Linked DNA regions of Homo sapiens: region 1 is linked to region 2. Evidence: chromatin loops called from intact Hi-C (ENCODE). Cell type or tissue: B cell. All regions are shown on one strand. Links, peaks and the distances in the headings refer to the core of each region. The heading gives the core; the rest is flanking DNA.

What was found. A loop is a pair of places that touch in the nucleus more often than their neighbours do. Peaks named below come from ENCODE experiments on the same cell type or tissue, not always from the same donor. Only the 100,000 strongest peaks of a DNase experiment are listed, where the experiment ranks them.
Region 1: a loop joins it to region 2, with 2.5 times the contacts of the local background. A loop is called at or near these places in 3 of 110 quality-filtered maps.

What each region holds. Positions count from the first base shown.
Region 1 is chr3:152,375,368-152,378,294 of GRCh38, forward strand. All of the region lies in intron 2 of MBNL1 (muscleblind like splicing regulator 1), which reads left to right. Among named protein-coding and RNA genes, the nearest start is that of MBNL1-AS1, 110 kb to the left of the region's middle. In B cell, for the core only: no CTCF peak of the experiment used is centred there; DNase peaks (open chromatin) are centred at 364 and 1,514; H3K4me3 peaks cover 972 bases; H3K27ac peaks cover 2,352 bases.
Region 2 is chr3:152,182,296-152,185,222 of GRCh38, forward strand. All of the region lies in intron 1 of LINC02917 (long intergenic non-protein coding RNA 2917), which reads right to left. All of the region lies in intron 1 of LOC101928166 (a long non-coding RNA gene), which reads right to left. Among named protein-coding and RNA genes, the nearest start is that of LINC02917, 22 kb to the right of the region's middle. In B cell, for the core only: a CTCF peak has its summit at 1,365 (motif pointing right); a DNase peak (open chromatin) is centred at 1,376; H3K4me3 peaks cover 294 bases.

The DNA of each region.
Region 1 (2,927 bases), core at 241-2,740, 190 kb after region 2:
AACACCACTGATTACTGTTGAATTATGCATACAAATATTTATAGCATCTTGTATAAGGTACTTGTAAAAATAAATAATGATTATAATAATAAAGATTTAGATCTGGGTGTGGTGGCTCATGCCTGTAATCCCAGCACTTTGGGAGGCCAAGTGGGGAGGATCACTTGAGGCCAGAGTTCAAGACCAGCCTGAGCAACATAGTGATTGGTATTAGGTCTTCTTCACATGTTTGGTAAAAATTCAGCAATGAAACCAGTAAGCCCCAGGCTATTCTTCTCAATATCTACAAACAAAACAAAAAAGTTAGCCAGGTCTTCGATGTGTGCCTGTAGTCCTAGCTACTTGGGAGTCTGAGGTGGGGGGATTGCTTAAGCCCTGGAGGTTGAGGCTGCAGTGAGTCGTGATTGCTCTGCTACACTCCAGCCGGGGTGATGGAGCCAAGACCTTGTCTCAAAAAAAAAAAAAGACTGAGTACTTAAATTTCTATATCTTTTTCCATCTTGAAAGGAATATTTTCCAACTGGTTTAATACTGTTGTTTAATAAGAATAAGATATATCCTTAAATTAAACAACAGTATTAACCAGATTTTGAGATGCAATGTTAGCCACATTTATTTCCCTTTAGCCTTCAGAAAAATCTAAGTTTAGATACCAATTCTTTGTTTCCTGGATAAATTTCTCCATTTTTCTTTATATATTTCTGCTCAGAACTCATACTGTCAGGCCGGTATCATACCCATGGTATCTTATATTCCAACTATAAGATGCATGAATATATTAATAAGTTTTTAGTTTTAAGTGTAGTATGACATACTTTACAAAAGTTTTCAAGTTCAGAAATAGTTTCTATTTATGATAGAAATATTTAAAATGTAAGATTTTTTTCTTGAGAAAAGACTATATTTTGTTAACTTTTTCGGATTATACAAGTATTTGACTCAGATGTCTCAGAAAAGTCTCACATATTATCTCGAGGAAACATACATTGAATTATGCTTTAATTGTTTATCTCCATTGTTTTAATCTTTTGTCTAATACAGTGATATAGTTTTCTCTTCATAGTTAGACTCTCTTAAAAAAGAAGCTCTTGAGAGTGTAGTTATGTGTGGTTCATCCGTAAAATAAGAAGCTGTTTTAGAAGTAAAATGTGATGTTTATGGTGGACAAGACTTGCTGACTAATGGTTGTTGGAAATTTTCCATTTGTCAGATTGTTATGTAGATGATCATATATTAAATATAGCTAAGAGGAGAGCAAAAGCCCAAGGAATCTAAAGAACATTTTTTTTTGGCTAATAGTATGTTTTTAGGAATAAGAGCTGCTGTAAAGAATGCAGAAGCCTCATGTCATTAGCTGCACGTCCATCTCCTAGCAGATGAGCTGAGGGGTGCCACGCACTCTCTCTATATATATACGCACACACACACGTGCATGCGCACACACACACATACACACACACATACATATATATCTCTTCTTGGGGAAAATGGGTCTCGCTGCTTCACCTGAAGTCTGCATGCTTTTTGTTCCCTATTTTTTGCTAGTTTCATTTCCTCACTTCCTCTTTTCCCTTTTGTTCCCTTTTCCCCGTACTTCCCCTAGACTTAAAATGTTACATGAAGTTGAGTTTGTGGCTAGTGATTTACATGCGAACTTGTTGTTTTAAAACAAAGCCCCAAAACTGTGGCAGTGAGGATAATACAGCAAAAACAGTGAGGCTATTCCAAGTAGTTGAAAGATTTTCATTGTGAGTGAGAAGCCATTAATGATGGTTGTGGTTGTTCCTTTTTTCAAAGGTTTTCTCATTTTTGATAAGATGATATTTTACTACATTTAATAGAATTATGCTTAGATAAGATGCTTTTTTCATTGAATTGGCCTGGTCCTTGTTTTTATGTGGGCCTTTGAATCTGGGTTGATTTGAAACTACCTACTGCTGTCCTCTATACTGTCTGCAGAGACCTGAACCTGTAGATCATATAGAAGTCGTGTAATAGCTAGGACCCATCAGGTGGTTATAGAACCGAAATTAAATTCAAGCCCCAACACCTCCACTCGTCAGCCATAGACCGTTAGTAAATTAACCTGTTAATTTATATTGTATTATCTCTTATTTGGGGACAATAAAAGGCCTATTGAATAGAATTTTAGGGTCTAATACATGTGAAGCTCTTAGAACTGTGTATAGTACACATTATATAGCAAGAAATGTTTGTTGTCATTATGTGTTCAAAGGCAAATTGTTGATGGAATTGAAACCTATATTGTGACACACATTAACATATTTGGAGGCCACATTCATGTTTCAGAATCTTTGGTATTGTTTAAAATTATTTAACATTGAGTAAATTAACTGACTTCTACAGTGACCTAAATTTGATCTATGATCAGATCTATCATGTTAATCTATTGTTTCATAATAGGTTGAGCTATCAAATGATGGACACAAGGATAAGGTATAGGAAATCTTCGCTTACTGTCTTCCGTGGATTCTTGGAAACTATGACTTGACATGAAATGGAGTATAACAAAACCAATTGTTTTTCTCATTAGTGTTATAACTAAATGACCTTGAAGGAAACGATATTATTTGAGGACCTGCTGTATATTGTTTTATGTAAAGTAACAGTTTCTAAGAACCTATTGGTGATGTTAAGTGAGGACTAACTATATTAAGAATGTTTCAGGCCATGTGGGATGGCTCATTCCTGTAATCCCTGTGCTTTGAGAAGCCAAGGCAGGAAGATTGCTTGAGGCCAGGAGATCGAGACCAGCCTGGGCAACATAGCAAGACCTCATCTCTACAAAAACAAAACAAAACAAAAAAACAATTCACTAGGTGTGTTTTCTAGCTACTTGGGAGGCTGAGGTGGGAGGATCACTTGAGCCTAGGAATTAGAGGCTGAAATGAGGCACAATTTCACCA
Region 2 (2,927 bases), core at 248-2,747:
ATCTCTCCCTTGTCTTCTACCTCTGAAGTGATATATAATATCTGGAGGAAGAAGTATGTGGCTTGGGAGACTTGGTGTCTTTAGCAAGAGAGTGCAATCACCTGGCTTCACAGTGGGCCTTCAATGACATCCATGGGTCTCCAGTGTCCAGTCTTTGACTTCCTACTACCTAAGTGTCTTGCTGGCCTCCAGGACAAAAGTTTGTAATTTTTTGCTACAGTGAAGCATGCTATTTCTTTACCTGCTTGATTCAGTTTTCTTATTGATTCAGTTTCCTCTTGATTCAGCTTTTCCTGTATATAGACCCATCTACTATTTCTACCTCCTAAAACAGCCTCCTAAATGGCAACCCACCCATCTCCTTTGCTCTCAACACAATGTCCACAGCACATAGGAAATGAAAGAGCCTCTGGGATGACCCTACAAATTCTGTATGCATGACCATGCCACTGTGCCCTCATAATTGCACTAAGGCTCCCCTGCATTGGGCTAGGATACCCTACACAGCAATTTCTTCCTTAGGTACCCACAAAGGAAACAGAACAAGAGTGTACTGACTTGGTATTGTTATCATTTATCAAACATGTTCCTTCTCTGGATCAAAGCTGGAAAAGAGAAGTCTAGATATAGCACCCGATCTCTTGGAAATATTAACAAGACAAATATTAATTTGTCTTCCTAAATACATGAACTCATCAGCTTTGCACTAATAGACCTAAACTATCCATCTGCTGGAGGAAGACTAAAATGTATTACAAAAAGAAACCATTTATTGCGGTGGGAATGAAAAGAGATATTTCACTGCTGTTATGCAAATAAGATAATGCAGTAAGAAAAGTGTCTTGCAAGCCACTACATTATCTTGAAAAATGATCCAATAAACTTTTTTAAAAATCTGTTTTTCTTACCGTTTTGTATTTCAATAACCAAGCCTGGAAGATCAGTATCAGAGTTTTCTCCAGTGCAGAGAAAATGTCCTTGTCTCCATAAGGTTTGAGAGGAGATCAGAGTTATAAAAGAGTTTGGAACAGAGGGAGAAATTCCCAGAAGATGGCACAAAGAAGGGGAGATAGGAAGATAGAAGAGGAGAGAAAAAATATGTTGATTAACAGGAGAGCAAGACTATCAGAAACGTTTCCAAATCTTGAGCCTTTGGTTATCCATACCAATCTGTGATCTTGTCAGGTGGAAGAAAGTCTTAAGATTTACCTTTCCTAGTCACCTTTGGTTTCCATACAACTTAAACAGGTTGTATAGAAAACTTCTCTTAAAGTGGTTGAGAATCGGGTGTGGACTTTGGCAGATGGGATGGTTTTGGCAGGGACAAGGTGGCTTTATGGAAAGCGCAGCAGAGTAGACCACCAGATGGAGCCCAAGTGAGCTTTACAACTTGACATCGAGGGGCCTATAGCAGCATCAGGAAATGAACTGGGTTATCCATTTCTTTATCCATCCACTAGACTCTTACCAAGCTGTCAGAGAGACTAGAGTGTGCACCACTCCACCACAGCCACAAATCCATACAAAGTGCCGAATGAACAAGTAGTGACAAGGCAGAAAGAAGACACTGCTCTGTAGATACATTTAGGAAGAAAAGCTGATCAAACTAAGCTTTCTCTTTTTCCAGAGAAACGGTATTAATGACATAGAGAAATCATATGAATTATCCAATTGAGCTAAGTTTTAAATTCGGCTTGGTATTTAGTAGTCTCTTCCCAACTCCTGGTGAGTATTGGTTGTCTTCGCCTCTCTGAGTTACAGTAAAGTTTTTGACTCCTGTTATATTAGGATTCCCTCTCCTCAATTAGACTCAAAATCCCATCCTATCACCTGCTTCCCGCATTGCAATGTCCTGGAAAAATAAATTAAAAGGACATTTTTACAGTAAACCTACTTTGCTTCCTAATTTTTGAAATAATCAGATCTGCTTCCAAATCCTCATTAGCTGTATTGATGAGCTGAACCAAACAATGAGGAAACATTCACAGCTATAGCTGAACTTTCAGCATGGGCCCCACTAGGAGAAATCTTTTTGCTTCTATGTCCTTACAGCCTCTTGTTCTTTTGCTCTATTCGTACCTTCTAAGTGGTGGGTTATATAATCTTTTAAAATACACATGTAGAACAATCCAACCTCTATGTTAGAGGAAAGTAAAATGATGTCCTCACAAAGGTCTAGTTATATCCTCTTCATTCTTCCTACTAAATACTGAATCTATTTAGACCCCTGAGTTCTTCTAATGGAGTGAGGGTATTATTGTATACACCAGATAGGAGTGGCCTCACTCTACTCCCCTCCTCCTTCCACCTTTTTTTCAACACATAACCAAGAGCCCTTCCTGCAGATTTTGTTTGTTAGGGCAGGTTGGTAATATGTTGACCACCTAATAACATTGGCAAGAAAATTGCATAAAAGTTGAGTCCTGCATATGATTTTACTTTATAGTCATGAAAGACTTTCCATGAAGTCAATTCTCACTGCCCCTGCCTCTTTTCCATGCTTTTTAAATGGGATATGAGTACTCACATATGTGGGAGTGGGTCAGCAATTTTAAGAAATAGCCGAGTAACATTTTCCCAAAGAATCAATTATACTTAAAGACTTGGATAAAAACCATTCTCAAAATCCTATGAACTTATGCCTAAGCAAGAGTTTTAAAGAAAGTTCATCTTTGAAACACAAGACTTTGAGCTATAGTCCCAAACCATCCCATACCCTCCCCATCCCTCAAGACACATGCTGTCTCCATCCACTGCCAAACTTCCTCATTTCATACAGATAAGAAGCTTTGGATTTTTTTTTTTTGCATAAGTCCATGTAAAATTCAAGAGTTATCATATTTAAGAGTGAAATTGCCCTAAGGAAACTTTCTACTATTATAGTTTAGTAGTGAAGTAAGGAAAGTAGGGAAGTAAGGAAAGTCCGA